Linked DNA regions of Homo sapiens: region 2 is linked to region 1. A link is an interaction called in ENCODE POLR2A ChIA-PET data of the cell type or tissue named here. Cell type or tissue: PC-9. All regions are shown on one strand. Links, peaks and the distances in the headings refer to the core of each region. The heading gives the core; the rest is flanking DNA.

The links. ChIA-PET counts read pairs that join two places held together with the same protein. Peaks named below come from ENCODE experiments on the same cell type or tissue, not always from the same donor. Only the 100,000 strongest peaks of a DNase experiment are listed, where the experiment ranks them.
Region 2: POLR2A ChIA-PET joins it to region 1 with 16 read pairs; 2 of 35 experiments call an interaction of 5 or more read pairs at or near these places.

What each region holds. Positions count from the first base shown.
Region 1 is chr4:147,508,376-147,516,712 of GRCh38, reverse strand. All of the region lies in intron 2 of EDNRA (endothelin receptor type A), which reads right to left. Among named protein-coding and RNA genes, the nearest start is that of EDNRA, 31 kb to the right of the region's middle. In PC-9, for the core only: no CTCF peak of the experiment used is centred there; no DNase peak of the experiment used is centred there.
Region 2 is chr4:147,756,776-147,765,112 of GRCh38, reverse strand. All of the region lies in intron 1 of ARHGAP10 (Rho GTPase activating protein 10), which reads right to left. Among named protein-coding and RNA genes, the nearest start is that of MIR4799, 22 kb to the left of the region's middle. In PC-9, for the core only: no CTCF peak of the experiment used is centred there; a DNase peak (open chromatin) is centred at 4,782; H3K27ac peaks cover 1,341 bases.

The DNA.
Region 1 (8,337 bases), core at 54-8,053:
ACCCAAAAGAGTCTGACAAGCTGACGAGTCGTATTGGTTCAAAGGGTTAATCAGGCACCTCAGATCAGTCATAGCTTATTTTTGCTACAAGAGTCTATGTACCCTAATATTTATAATTTGCCACCCTCATATTTATAATTTCCAAGGACATTACACAGTACCTAGCACATAGTAGGTGCTGGATGAATGGATGACTCCAACTCATTAAATCAGATCATATTTTCATAGTTTGAAATGAGACAGTACCAATTTTGCCCTGAAAACACATTCACTTTGAAATTTATTTTCTATTTGAAAGTTGTTTATCAGTGTCTCAAAGTAGTGCTCCCACTCTTTATGTTGAAAGAAACCTACCATCGAGTTGTTTGAGGAAGTGGGAGAATACTGTGCTATTTAAGAGTCTAGGCTGAAGAGAGGCTGCCATTTACTCTTTGCTTGGAGACATCTCACTTTGGGCTGTGATGAGACTGCCCACCTTCCTAAGAGCTGCAGGGCAGGCCCTTGGAGGTGAGGCACATCCCATGGTCTAAATGTACATCATGTTCTCCTCTTCTCAAGCAGATCACAGAAGAACACCACAGAAAGAATCGTGGAGACACAGAAGGCAATCTGCTGGGCCAGGATTTTACATGTCTTTGTTCTAACTCAGGGAATTTTTCTATAGTTGAAATATAGTTAAAGCCCCTGATCCCCACCTGAAAATGAAAGCTCTTCTAAACAGCAGAGATTAATATAGGAATTTTGCATTTGTGTGGTTGATTTGGATTGTATCAAAATCAACATCATAGAATTGACAAGCTGCATGTTTTAACCCATTAAAAACAGATTTAGGGAAGAACTTGTACCATATGATACACTGATATGCACCCTGTTTGTAGAATGGATAGAGCCAGATGGAGGATGTACATTCACCACTATATTTAGTGCAATGCAAGATCTCATTGGTTGGGACCTCTTAAGTATGGGGAACATATCTGTTTACATTAGTTTTCTAGAACATACCTGACAACCAGAAAGTAAACAAAAATGTAAGGAGCCAAAAAGTTGTGAAATTTATGCCCTAAAGCTCATGTGTGTTAGTCCTCAGCAAACTGCCTGAGTCTCCACCACAGGGGGACTGATTCTCACTCTACACCCAGTGGTGTAAAGCTTAGCTCTTATTGTGCTCTGGCCCATTGCACATCCAGAGCTGTTCATTAATAGAGACTCTCCAGAGGCATAGTTCTCAGTGTTGCCTGTATATTAGAATGATTTTGGGAGCTCTTCCATATCCCAGTGCCTTGGCCATCACCCTAGGCCAGTGCTTATCAACCAGGGGACAATTTTGCCATCCCCCTTCCCCCCACCACCACAGGGAACACTTGGCAATGTCTGAGATATTTTTAGTTATTACAGCTGGGGGTGGGTGTGCTACTCGCATCTAGGGGTAGAGGCTTGGGATGCTGCTAAACATTTTGCAATGTACAGGACAGACAACCCCAACAAATAATCATCCCCCCACCCAAATATCACTGGTGCTGAGGTTAAAAAACTGTGTCCTAGACCAACAAAATTAGAATCTTTGGAGTTGGGACATAAGCATTAGTAGTCTTTAAGGGTCCCAGGGGATTCCCAAGGACAGCCAAGGTTGTGAATAGTTGCTGTGGAGCAGCAGCTCCCAAGACTTAGCAGCTGCAGAATCACCTGGAGGGCTCATTGAAACACAGATGGCTGGGCCCCATCCCCAGAGTTCCTGATTCAGTAGGTCTGGGGCAGGGCCTGAGAATTTGCATTTCTAGCAAGTTCTCAGGTGATGCTGATGCTGCTGGCTCACCAACCATACTTTGAGGATCACTGCTCTAGAGGTGCCATGGTCAGCAAAAATGACAGCTGACAGTCAAATGGAACAGGAGGAGCAGAAAAAGGTATAAAATATAGTCACAAGAAATAAAAAATCTTGGGCTGGGTGCAGTGGCTCACACCTGTAATCCCTGCACTTTGGGAGGGTGAGGTGGATTGATCACTTGAGGCCAGGAGTTCGAGACCAGCCTGGCCAACGTGGTGAAACCCTGTCTCTACTAAAAAGACAAGAATTAGCCAGGTGTGGTGGCACGCGCCTATAATCCCAGCTACTTGGGAGGCTGAGGCAGGAGAATCACTTGAACCTGGGAGGCAAAGTTTGCAGTGAGCCGAGATCATGCCATTGTATTCCAGCCTGGGCAACGAGAGTGAAACTCCGTCTCAAAAAAACAAAAAAGAAAAAGAAAAAGAAAAAATCGTGTTGGGGCCATGTAGCCTGCATCCCCTTACACTCTCACCCAAAGACAATAGTCCCTAAAGACATCAGCACATAAAGTCACAGTACAATAACAGATGTTCTACTGCCCCAGGCCTCACCAGCTTAGCACTACAAAATAAGGCTGTTCTCCCCTATATTCAGGATGGGTTGTGAACCTATAAGATTTAGGTTCAAGTACGAGATTGACCTGTTGCTAACTGTGTGACCTTGGGTAAGCCAGTTCCCCGTTGTAAGTCTGTGTTTCTGTATTTGTTAAATGGGGGTAGTTCTCATACCTGCCACAAGGATATGATGCTCATTTGGGGTGCTCAAATGGGTTAATGCATATGAAAGAATTCTGCAAACTGAACATATAACACACAAACGTTATTTTGAATTGCTATAATTTGTAATCGTAAACTGAAACGTACCATTTATGCACAACCATGAAAATATAAACGAACTTATGCCTCTTTATCCATTCCAGATGTTAATATCCCCTGCTACTTAATCCTATTACTTGTACATTATTTTTGTTGTTGTCATGGCATCTTAAAATGGTACAAATAAAACTAGTGGCATATTTTTCTTTGTGCTGATTTTCCTCTCACCCCATCCTGTGAGGCCGAAGGGTTCTTCTCCTCTCCTTCATCTCCTGTTTGTCCTAGACAGGAATGAGGGATTTACAAATACAGTCTGTAATAGCTGCAAACCTCAAAGCAAGGAAAACCTTCTCTTCCCTTCAATATGAATTATTATAGGGTCGCTTAGAATTGGACATGACTGACCAGGTATCAGGCTTTAAAAACTGAGGTTCTGAGGTTTTTCTTTCTTTCTGGGGAAGGGACTGGGATGTAAAAGTTGGTACATAGTTGACTCAGTAGCAAACAAAAACATCTTCCAACAGCACAGACTGAGATGATTATAAAGATTGTGATGCCCAGGACAGGCCATTTATGAGAACGTGCTCTCTGGCCACTGCAGATACTACGAAATAAGTCACTGTGTGTGACCAAGAATAGATTTTGTTCTTCTGTTATGCATTAATTGCTTCAGGATTGAGACAGAGCATTCATACAAATGTCATAAAAGCTATGGCCTCTCCCTATCCCCTATCCATACACTTTTTCCTTTGAACAGGCTTTTCTTGCCTCCTGACCAGTCCAAGAATTCAGGATGTATGACAAATGCAGAGTAGAGCAGAAATTCCATAAATGGTTTTGACTCTGGCCTTAGGTGCCCTCCCTGAGCTGGGGGGATGGAGAAGCCCTCCTTGTAATCAAGGCAGCTGGCTTGGCATAGTAGCTCAGAGCGTGGGCCCTGAAGCTGGATTCCTTGGGGGCAGACTGACCCCAAGCTCTGCTGTCTTCCTGATCTTTTGACATTGGCATGCTCGTTAACCTTTGTGCCTGTTAGTTTTCTCTTCTATAAAATGAAGATCGTTCTGGTAGCTACCACAGAGGATTACTGTGGGCCAGCGAAGAGAGAATCCAGAGGAAGGGCTTGGCAGAAGTCAGAATATGGAAGTGTGAGCCATAACTATTGATGGTTCATGGTTATGGTCACCCATGGTCCAGGTCACCAGGTGCAGGGTGGTGGCAGGCCACACAAGAACAAAAGACCCCACCAGAAGATAAGCAGAAATAACAGCTTCTCAAGAAGCTCTAAGCAATCTTCCCTGGGAGCTCCACAGAAGAAGAGGGTGGTGTGACCTAACAGTAAAGAGAACAGGCTCGGGTGACTTTGTCCCCTGGCGTGACTTAGACATGTTAACTGTTCCTCATGGAAAACTGCAGATAAAGAGAGTGCCCATGCATATGGTTGATGTATTAAATGGGTTCATACATGAAAAGCACTTACAGCAGGGCCTGATCTATAGCAAATCATAAATGTTAGTTCCCGTAGGAGATGGATTCTGAGGAACTGCTTCTTGCTAAACTGCATTTAGATGGAAAGAGATGGAATTGTTGCTACTCACTAACCACATCTTTCACTACTGAATATTCGGTGTTTCAGTCTCTGTTGAGGTCTTCACTTTTTAGAATCTGAAATACATAGATGTTAATAACAACAAGGTGGATGAGAGGAAACAAGGAGAAAGAGAACTTTTTAAAGCCAGAGTTCCAGAGCCATGAAGATTTTTTCCTTTGAGGATAGATTATTCACCCAAGATATGGGCTTATCACCCCTGAGAATCTCAGTCACCTGAAGCCTGGGAATCAAGAGGAATATCTCTTTTTAATAACTCTCTTTGCTGTAAGAGTACCAATCCAAAAGTGAGGGACTTGAGGCTTTTACTTATTTTGTAAGCATATGACCAAAGGATCATTGGATAGAGAAGAATGGAACTTTAGAGAAGAAAAATTAGAGAGCCTCAATATTGAAATTGCAAGGTTTGTGCTGATTGTGTGTGTCAATACTTTAAGGTTTAATTCATAATGGAGAGGAGATTCATGCTAGAAAGAAAGACCCTGGTTTTCATGGAATGGAGAAAAGATTTTCCATGTGTTGTGAGTGGAGCCCTACATCTTGTCATAAAAACATACAAGCACAGTTTTGGGCCTTATTGTGTGTCTGGGTCAGAGCTCCCATCATAGAAATGGGGTGCTTTGACCCGGACAGACAATAAGTCCCAAAACCTAATGGAAAAGTTTTATAGTTGATTTTAATCATCAGTCTCTATGGTCAGACATGCTAGTGCCTATTTAAAAGAAACAGGCAGGCAAAACCAAAGCAGAACAAAACAAGATAAAACAGAATAGCAGAGATCCCCACATACAGATTTAGGTAGTGGATCCCAAAATCTTATCAGTGATGTAGGTGATGATGAATAGGAAAAAGGGAAAACAAATGGCATATTTGAAAGTATGCAGCTGATTTAATGATCTAATGTATAAGTTCTGAAGAAACTTAAGTTCTTTATTGTAAAATGTGTCATGTGGTCACAATTATCCTGAGTGTAGATGGAAAAAATGAGCCAAAAAAGATATGGTATGCAGCATGAGCAAAATAATACCATATGTGTGTTTCGGGAAAAAAAGAATAAAGTAGAATAAAGTTGATGCTCTCACTGACTTGATAGTAAATAAGATTGAGGTGATTTTGAATATTTAACAACAGAAATTCATTAGAAAATAAAACTTCACAATTACTCATAATTGAGGCATTAAGCAAAATAGAAGACAAAGTCAGGATGGCTGGCTTACTAATCATATTATGAAACTTCAGATAAGAATGGCATACATTTTAATAATTCACTATAAAGTTTTAGAAGCCAGGCTGTCTTCTAGGGAAATGCAATTTGTGGTGTCGAGAGTATTAAAACCACAAAAGTTCTATTGAATGCAGAGATGGAAGGATGGAACATACTAAAGGAGAAGTTAGAAATGCTGGCTTCCAGTCTAGCTCTGTCAAAAATCTAGAAGATTTAGCTCCCTCCTCTGCCAAACAAGAAATGTTAGGCTAGAACTAGATACTCTCTGAATTCTCTACCAGCTCTGAAATTGTACATTATTTTCATATCAGAACTCTAGTCTGTAACTAGTTTATCTGAAACTATTATTAACTCCATTTATCTCTAAGCTAACCTGCACCCTTCCCTGTACTGTATATGATTAATTTTGCTTTCTCAATTTCTTTTCATTCTTCCCGTGAAAGAGTGCTTCAGTCCCTTTTTTTCTACCTAAAAAGATTAAGGATGTCAGAACTTGGAGAATCCCACATATTGAAGCCTTGAGACTATTTATTTGCCTTGAATATATGAACACTATTTCATTACTCTCAAAGGAAAAGCTAAAATGTATAGTAAATTTGCCCAGTGAGCTGTAAGCATCATATTGTATACATAATTTGAATTACATATAAAATGTAGAAAAAATATCAGTTAAGTGGAGATTTTAAGCTTCCAACCACGGGTCTGTTATAAACAATAATGTAAAATTAAAGCTACTTGAAAAAGTTGTAAAAATTAGTTTGATGTTACTTTATGTCTTATGGTCATTTGGAAATGAGATAACATTAGGTTGTACTAGCCTAGAATGATAGATTTTAACCTAGTTTTACTTCTAGTCTTGAAGTTTGATATATGTTGTATCTCTACTATAAGCATTTTGTTTATTTTTAGTAGAACAAAAAATATACAAATTTGAGGTCTAATACAATCAGCCTACAGTGACACTGGGTTCCTTTCCTAGACACCTGCAAACCCAGAGAGCCTTCTTTTGCCATTTTCTTGAGATTAGGACCAGTGTTCTATTTCCTTTCCATCTCTCTCAAAGGACTAGATACATTGTTCCACATGCAGCAATTGCCTAAGAAATATTGACTGCCAAGAAAACCAGCCATTTAAGTAAATGTTGTAAAGTCAAATCTGATCAACACTGTTCATCTTAGGTTTTAAAAATTATAGCATTTTACACTTGGATGGGAGCTTAGAGACCATCTAGATCAGCGGTCCCCAACCTTTTTGGTACCAGGGACTCGTTTTGTGGAAGACAATTTTTACATGGACCTGGCAGCGGGGGCAGGATGGTTTTGGGATGACTCAAGCATATTACATTTATTGTGCACTTTATTTCTATTATGATTACATTGCAATATATAATAAAATAATTATACAACTCACCATAATGTAAAATCAGTGGGAGCCCTCAGCTTGTTTTCCTGCAACTAGATGGTCCCATCTAGGGTTAATGGGAGACAGTGACAGATCATTAGGCGTTAGATTCTCATAAGGAATGCACAATCTAGATCCCTTGTGTGTGCAGTTCACAAAAGGGTTCATACTCCTTTGAGAATCTGATGCTGCTGCTGATCTGACAGGAGGCAAAGCTCATGAGGTAATGCGAGTGATGGGGAGCAGCTGTAAATACAGAGGAAGCTTCACTGCTTGCCTGCCACTCACCTCCTGCTGTGTGGCTGATTCCTAACAGGCCATGAACTGGTACTAGTCTGCAGCCTGGGGGTTGAGGACCCCTGATCTAGATCACTGGTTCTCTCAGTGTTGTATGCAGACCACTGGGGAACCCTGGGAACCTTCCTTGAGGTCTGCAAAATCAAAATAACACTCAGAGATTACTGCCTTTTTTCACTGGTTGACATTTGCACTGTTAGTACAAAAGCAATGGTAGGTAAACTGCTGGTGCTTTCGCATGAATCACGACCGTGGCACCAAACTACCTAAAGGTCATTGTACTCTTCACCATCACACATTCGCAGGAAGAAAGCTGATGCTGCAAAAGGAATAGAACTTGAACAAAGTCATAGGATCCAAGATCAATATGCAGAAAACAACTGCATTTCTGCATACTAGCCATGAAAAATCTAAAAAAATTAAAGAAAAATTCCATTCAAAACTGTACCAAAAAAGAATAAAATAGTTGAGAATACATATAACAAAAGAAGAATTGATATTATTAAGATGGCAATTCTCCCCAAATTCACCTAAAGGGTCAATGCAATTCCTATCCAAATCCAAGGAAACTAACAAATTCATCTTAAAATTTACATAAAAATATAAGGGATCTAGAATAGCCAAAACAATTCTGACAAAATGCAAAGTAGGAGAACTTATAGTACTTATTTAAAAACTTACTATTAATATAAAGCTCCAGTAATTAAGACAGGATGGTATTGGCATAACAATAGAACACAGGTCACTGGACCAGAAAGAAAGTCCAGATACAAGCTCTTATATTTATTGTCAATTGAGTTTTAATAAAGGTCCAAGGCAATTCAATGAGAATAGTCTTCAAAGAATGGTGTTGAAAAACTGAGTATCCATATGCAAAAAAATAACTTAGATGCCTGCCTCATATCATACACAAAAATTTAGCCAGAAAAGATTACAGAACTGAATGTAAGAGCTAAGCCTCTAAAACTGTTCAAAGAAAACATAGGAGAAATTCTTTGTGATCTTGGGTTAGGCAAAAATTTCACAGATAGGACACTAGGGCATGATCCATAGAAGAAAAATTTGATAAACCGGATTTGATCAAAATAAGAATTTTTGCTCTTCAGGCTGGGCATGGTGGCTCATGCCTGTAATCCCAGAGCTTTGGGAGGCCGAAGTGGGTGGATCA
Region 2 (8,337 bases), core at 167-8,166, 250 kb before region 1:
ATCATTAGTCCACAGTCTATTCTAAAAATTAACTTGGAATCTACGAACACCTACAGAGGTTATGAGTTGACTTCAGAGTATCCAAAAGCCCTAAAACTTATGCAAGATTACTTGTACTTGGGCATTTTTGTGGAAAAGCAGCTCCTACTTTTATTTCTCAAAGGGTTCCATGGCCCAAAATATTACTTTTAAAAACACTCTCAGCATGTTACTGAAAAATAAACTTACAGCTCCTCAGCACATCTGTCATATAAAACACACTTAATAAATGTTTACTGGGCTGGGTGCAGTGGCTCATGCCTCTAATCCCAGCGCTTTGGGAGGCCGAGGCACGTGGATCACTTGAGGCCAGGAGTTCAAGACCAGCCTGGGTAACATAGCGAAACTCCGTCTCTACTAAAAATACAAAAGTCAGCTGGGCATGGTGGTGCACGCCTATAAACCCCAGCTACTTGGGAGGCTGAGGCACGAGAATCCCTTGAACCCAAGAGGCGGAGGTTGCAGGGAGTTGAGATCACGCCACTGCACTCCACCCTTGGCAACAGAGTGAGACTCTATCTCAAAAAATAAAAAAATAAATGTTTGCTGAATTTTAATTGATTCCAGATTTGGAGGTTTTTTTTTTTTACCTCAAAGTCACTATTACTGCATGGGAGCCGATGGGAGATCAGCCACACTTCAAAGTCACCTCCCACAGAACAGGCACTTCCTATAGTGTTAGGTGTGCCTGGTCTTCAGGTGCTGTTTACTGACCCACCTCTCTCCTGGCAAGCTCAGACTAGGGTCTCCAGCCTCACCTATCTCCAAGTCTAAAAATATGAAATCTAAACTCAAAGTGGTATTGAAGGCTACTTTCCCACCCTCATCTCACATTACTCCCCCACCAAAATTAGCTCGATCAATACCCCAAACAGACCTTGTATTTTCCCACCCAGCTTTCTCACAAGCTTTATACATTACTCAGAAACTTGCTCACGTCCTACCTTCCAGGAAACCTATCCAACTCTATTCAGCTGATTTTGATTCCCACTAAAGATCAAGAATCACTGTCTGGGCCAGGCATGGTGGTTCACCATGTAATCCCAATCCCAGGACTTTAGGAGGCCGAGGCAGGCAGATCACCCGAGGTCAGGAGTTTGAGACCAGCCTGGCCAGCATGGTGAAACCCTGTCTCTACTCAAAATACAGAAATTAGCCAGGCATGGCGGCGTACGCCTGTAATCCCAGCTACTCAGGAGGCTGAGGCACAAGAATCACCTGAGCCCAGAAAGTTGAGGCTGCAGTGAGCCGTGATGGTGCCACTGCACCCCAGCCTGGGCAACACAGCAAAACTCTGTTTTTAAAAAAAAAAAAAAAAAAAAAAAAAGGAATCACCATCTGTCTATAAAAATTATTCTCAATCCTGACTACATGTTAGAATTACCTGCAGGGTTCTCAAACAAACCAATGCCCAGCCTTCATCCCAAAGCAGGCAGAATAAAATCACTCAGCCAGGCCAGGCCAGGCCAGGCGCAGTGGCTCACACCTGTAATCCCAACACTTTGGGAGGTCAGGGCAGGCGGATCACAAGGTCAGGAGATCGAGACCATCCTGTCCAACATGGTGAAACCCCATCTCTACTAAAAACACAAAAATTAGCTGGGTATGGTGGCACATGCCTATAGTCCCAGCTACTCGAGAGGCTGAGGCAGGAGAATCGCTTGAACCCAGGAGGCGGAGGTTGCAGTGAGCTGAGATTGCGCCACTGCACTCCAGCCTGGCGACAGAGCGAGACTGTCTCAAAAAAAAAAAAAAAAACTATTATCTACTCCTACTACAAACACCACCATTATCATTAATTCCAGCAAACTTGTTTTAGTACATCTCAGATAATGTTTAACAATAGCTAAACTTACAGATTATCAGACCAATTAAAATATAACAAAAAAACAGTCATTTTCTTAAAGGCATTAGTATTTAAGTTTCTCAAGTGATTCTAATACATACTGAAAGTTGAGAACCACTGTTCTTTAGTAGCCATCTTGCAATAAATCTTATACAGTTTTATTATGGGTTTTCTGTTTTCATATTATATAATTAGCTCATTCTGCTTTTACTTTCCTTATGTTTATGTCCTGTCAAAGTTTATGTCCTGTCTCCTTAACCATAAAAGTCTTTTGTTATCCTTCATTACCCCTAGCAAATGGAATCCAGAGTAGATAAGGGCGACAGATGTTCTGATGAGCAACAATCTACCCCACTCCCCATCACAGTCCACTTAGTCAAGTTAAAAAATAAAAAAGCGGCCAGGTGTGGTGGCTCACACCTGTAATCCCAGCACTTTGGGAGGCTGAGGCAGGTGGATCACAAGGTCAGGAGATCGAGACCAGCCTGGCTAGCACGGTGAAACCCATCTCTACTAAAAATACAAAAAAAATTAGCCGGGCGTGGTGGCAGGCACCTGTAGTCCCAGCTACTTGGGAGGCTGAGGCAGGAGAATGGCGTGAACCCGGGAGGCAGAGCTTGCAGGAGCCGAGATTGCGCCACTGCACTCCAGCCTGGGAGACAGAACAAGACTCCGTCTCAAAAAAAATAAATAAATAAATAAATAAAAATAAATAAATAAATAAATAAGCAATTATCTTTTTTTTGCTAGTTCACCTACCCAATCAACTCTTGTTTTCCTTTTGTTAAACCTCCACTAGGCTATAATTCCATACCTTCTAAAACTAATTATCTTTAGGTCTACCAATGCTAAAGAGTATAACCAGTTAGAAATAACATTAATTTGTGGCATACCTAGATTTCAAAAGGAATGAATTTCTGGGCAGGACGCAGTGGCTCCCACCTGTAATCCCAGCACTTTGAGAGGCTGAGGAAGGCAGACTGCTTGAGGCCAGGGGTTCAAGACAAGCCCAGCCAACATGGTGAAACCAGATCTCTACTAAAAATACAAAAGTTAGCTGGGCATGGTGGCGCATGCCTATGGTCCCAGCTACTCGGGAGGCTGAAGCAGGAGAATAGCTTGAACTTAGGAGGCAGAGGTTGCGATGAGCTGAGATTGTGCCACTGCACTCCAGCCTGGGTGACAGAGCAAGACTCTGTCTCAAAAAATAAAAATAAAAAAAGAGGGAATGAATTTCTAATGGAGAATCTGGCAGTTTCTGATCTGGGTGTAAGCATGAAAAGTAGAGTCAAGAGAATGAACAAGAAAAGATGCTGTTGCTGCTGTTACTGCTACATAAAGTCCAAAGCAAGTGGCTACTCATTTAATTCACTTAACTTTTTCTCCTTCGTTTTTCCTAGTAATGCCGTCTTTAAAATCACCTTCAAAGTCACTTAGTGCCAATCAGCACAAAATCTTAAGAAAACTCTACTACTATGAAAGGTAAACTAGCCCGTATATTCCAAATGGGCAGATTTCCCAATTCATTCTGTTTGCTGTTATTTGGTTACAGAATTCCAGGCAATTATATTTTATGGAGAGTAAATTTAAATGCCTGATATAATTGCTAACTCAACAAAAACATTCCTTCCTTTCCTGAAAGACTGCTCCTTCACCTGTGGAAAAGAGAAAGAGATAAATTCAAATATCAAGTTTTGAGAATCAGAGAGGAACCACTAAAATAATGCTTCAGACCCACAAGGTTGAAATCAAATGCTGTTGGCGCCACCCAAAAGTACCAAAGAAGCCACATACAAATGTGAAACATACACAGAACCCACTTGTGGTCAGTACAGCGATTACTACTAAAAGGAGAAAAACCTAGAAAAGATTTTTAAAATTTTAAACAAATTTAACTCTATATAGAGATTACGCCGGGTGCAGTGGCTCACACCTGTAATCCTAGAGTGTTCAGAGGTCAAGGAGGGAGGATTGCTTGGGGCCAGGAGTTCAAGACCAGAATGGGTAACATAGCAAGACCCTGTCTCTACAAAAAATTTAAAAATCAGCTGGGCATGGTGGTGCATGCCTGTAATCCCAACTACTCGGGAGGCTGAGGCAGGAGGATTGCTTGAGCCTGGAAGGTGGACGCAGCAGTGGGTTATGATCACACCACTGCACTCCAGCCTGGGCAACAGAGCAAGACTCTGTGTCAAAAAAAAAAAAAAAAAGTTAACTCTAACTTACAAAATAAACTGCCTCTTTTTACCTACAACCAGCTCTTTTACAGTTCTCAGTTGAGAGCTATTAATTTCACACTCAGCCTTTTGTTCCAATACACATAGTTTGCCCAAGTCTGGCAGGCTGGCAGCCACCCAGGAACTACCATCTCTCAGCCACTGAAAGCCCCACCGGCCATTCACAGCAGAGCAGTTTTCCTATCCCTCCCAGAGGAGACTAACATAGCCCCCCTTCAACTGGGACTTAGGGAAACCAGCCTGAATGAGCCTAAAAGAAGAAATAAGACATGAATTAGGGTAGGGAATAAAGGGCAATGTTCAAAACAAGAGGGAAAAATGGGAGAGGTCAAAATGAGCCAAGGCTAAAATCATGCACAAGGAATCTCTGTGTATGTCCAACAGAGTAAGTCCATCAGAACACCAGGTATGGACTTGGGGGACAGACAAACCCTTTATGTTGAAGGACTACCCCACACTTAGAAAAGTATGGCCCCTCCCCTTCTACCTTCCCACCCAGACTCTGCCTCTCCCCAATCTGCCGCTCTGTCCACAAGCAGCACACAGTGATGTGGACTCACGGGAGCTGCTGGATTCAAACCCTGACGTTGCCAAGTAGAAACCTGATAAATCTGGACAAGCTGGTTAAGCTCTCTAGATATTGACATAGTCATCTGTAAACATTTCTATACTAACTGGATATTGTAACCCGACGCACTTACCTCCTTCAGTTATTGTGAAAATCTAATGAGCTGAGTGTGTAAACCTAAGCTTTTTGTAAATGGTCAGCCTCCACAAATGTCAGGTGTAGATACTGCGTATTATCCTCCCAAAATGGAAGAGTGACAGCCTGAATACAGGGAAGCAGCAAGGTTACAGATGCAAGACCATGGGGCTAGTGGGCACTGAAAGGTACCTGGGCTGAATGGATTTGTACTATATGTATAAAATACACAGTAAAAGGCCAGGCCCAGTGTCTCATGCCTATAATTCCAGCACTTTGGGAGGCTGAGGCGGGTGGATCACCTGAGGTCAGGAGTCTGAGATCAGCCTGGCCAACATGGTGAAACACCGTCTCTACTAAAAAATACAAAAATTAGCCAGGCATGGTGGCAGGCTCCTGTAATCCCCGCTACTCAGGAGGCTGAGGCAGGAGAATCACTTGAGCCTGGAAGGCGAGGGTTGTGGTGAGCTGAGATCCCACCACTGCATTCCAGCCTGGGCGACAGGGTGAGACCCTGTCTCAAAATAAATTAATCAAATTAAATTAAATACACAGTGAAGTCCAAAGACTATCTGAAAAAAAGAGCATGCAAAATATCTCAATCATTTTTATGCTGGTTACACGTTGAAATAATATTTTGGATACGCCAGATTAAGTAAAATATTAAAATTAATGTCACCTGTTTCCTTTTTAAAGGGGGGGGGGGGCGGTGTATCACTATGCTACCCAGGCAGGAGTGTGGTGGCTACTCACAGGCACAAACATAGCAAACTACAGCCTCGAACTCCTGCCCTAAAGGGATTCTCCCACCTCAGCCTCCCAAGTAACTGGTACTACAGGCACATGCCATTACACCTTCACCTGTTTTTTAATTTTTTAATGGGGTTACTAGAAAATTTTAAATTATATATGTGCCTTGCATTATATTTGTATTCATAGACAACAATGACTTATAAATTCATTCTGGCAGTTTCCTGGTTTGGGAAAGTTATTTCACCTCTGAGCCTCTGTTTCTCTAAGAGTAAAATGGAGATAACAGTTCTTCAATGAGACAACATACGGAGTTCTCAGATAAAACTGGTAAGTGGAAGTTTAACAAAGTAACACAGTGTTATCACTATTTTATTACAATAGTTTATTACTATCAGCAAAGTAATAAACCATTTGTTCAGCAAATTGTCTTTGTATCTACCATGTGTTACTTATTCTAAGACAAAAACCTCTGCCTCCATGAACCTTGCATTGAAGAAAATAGACAAAAAGTAGATGCATAAAAAATATACCACCTGTTTTCGGTTTTTTTTTTTTTTTTTTTGAGACAGAGTCTGTTACCCAGACCGGAGTGCAGTGGCACGATCTCTGCTCACCGCAACCTCCTCCTCCCAGGAACAAGGAATTCTCACGTCTCAGCCTCCCAAGTAGCTGGGACTACAGGCACGCACCACCACCCCCAACTAATTTTTGTATTTTTAGTAGAGACCGGGTTTCACCATGCTGGCCACGCTGGTCTCGAACTCCTGACCTCAAGTGATCCTCCTGCCTCGGCCTCCCAAAGTGCTGGGATCACAGGCCTGAGCCACCACACTCAGCCTAAAAAATAATAATAATAATAAATTAAAAAAAAATACACCACCTGTATTCTAACAACCTGCCTGAAAAATAGGCAGGCACAGGGGACAAAGAATGGAGAAGGAATGCACATTTAAACAGCACAGTCAGAAAGGCCTCCCTGAGCAACACACTGAGGCATGGACCTGTTATCATCAGCATCAAAAAGTATTAGCCAAAAGGGGACAGGCTTTCTTTCTGGGGTGATGAATATGTTCTAAAATTGACTGTGGTGATGGCTGCACTAATCTGTGACTACACTAAAAGCCATTGATTATACATTTTAAATGGATGAACTGTGTGGTGTGTGAATTATATCTCAATAAGCTGCTAAAAGAATTAAAATATCAAAAAAATTAGCCAAAGGTTTAGGTTTATTCATACATAACTACATCAAAATCTTTTTTTTTTTTTTTGAGATGAAGTTTCGCTCTTGTTGCCCAGGCTGCAGTGCAATGGCGCAATCTTGGCTCACCACAACCTCCACGTCCCGGGTTCAAGCAATTCTCCTGCCTCAGCCTCCCAAGTAGCTAGGATTATAGGCATGTGCTACCACGCCCAGCTAATTTTTGTATTTTCAGTATGGACGGGGTTTCTCCATGTTGGCCAGGCTGGTCTCACCAAATTCTTTATAGAGGTGGAAAACAGTTCCTTTATCTAATGTAACGTTTATAAAACCAATAGGGGTGCACAAAGCAAGCTATGGCACACGTACCAGGCTTGTATTTGTATGGTGCCTGCCCCTCTTCTCCCTGGCCCTGGTGAGGTAGCAGTCTCGGGCACACCTGTTCTGTATCACAGGTGACTGGACAGGGATGGGCACCAGATCCCAGGGAAGGGAACAGACAGGTTGGCCAATGACCAGCGTGAGCCAGGCCTGACAGCCTCTTCCGAAACAAGGACAATGGTAATTAGCTGGGCCAACCAGATTCTCTTAGGAAGGTGACTGAAGAACAGGTTAAGTACCCAGGTGTGCAGTCGTGGAAGGTGAAGCTGAGGACACTCACCGTAGAGGCCCGTGAGTAAGCCAATGTTCAGAGGAAGCAGAGGCTATGAACGGATGGAAGTTGTCAATGCTACAGCAGATGGAAAGCTGGTAAAGGGAAATCTAGATGATGGACATGGCAGCAAAACTGGGAGGACCAGCTGGGTCACCAAGCCTTCTCTCAAAGCTACACTGCCCCAGCCAGGCGCGGTGGCTCACACCTGTAATCCGAGCACTTTGGAAGGCCGAGGCGGGCAGATTGCCTGAGCTCAGGAGTTCAAGACCAGCCTGGGCAACACTGTGAAACCCCATCTCCACTAAAATACAAAAGAAATTAGCTGGGCATGGCGGCATACGCCTGTAGTCCCAGCTTTCGGGAGGCTGAGGCAGGGGAATTGCTTGAACACGGGAGGCAGAGGTTGCAGTGAGCCCAGATGGCACCACTGCACTCCAGCCTGGGCCACAAAGCAAGACTCTGTCTCAAAAAAAAAAAAAAAAAAAAAAGGCTAGACTGTCCTGTGTTCCCATTAACTTTCAGGTTCTGATATCCAATGTTTGCCTCATCTCCTAAGCTGAAAAGATTATCATCTTTGATTTATATTTTTCCGTAAATTTAAAGAAGCCACTATAGCCCAGGTTCCCTCTGGCATCATTCATTTCTCTCTCTCTCTCGCTCTCACTCTCTCTGCAACTGCACTGCCACCAGCCTAGACCAACCAAGGCCCCTCTCCTCAAGGTGAGCCTTTTCCATTATACCAGGCATTCATGAATGCCCTTCCCTCTTCTTATAATCTGATGAAAAAAAAAAAAACAATTACACAACCTTCTGTGTTGTATTCCCATAACCAGACTGTAAATTCTAATAAGACAATACATTACACATTTGCATTTCTCCCTCTAACTCCCTAAGACCAATAAC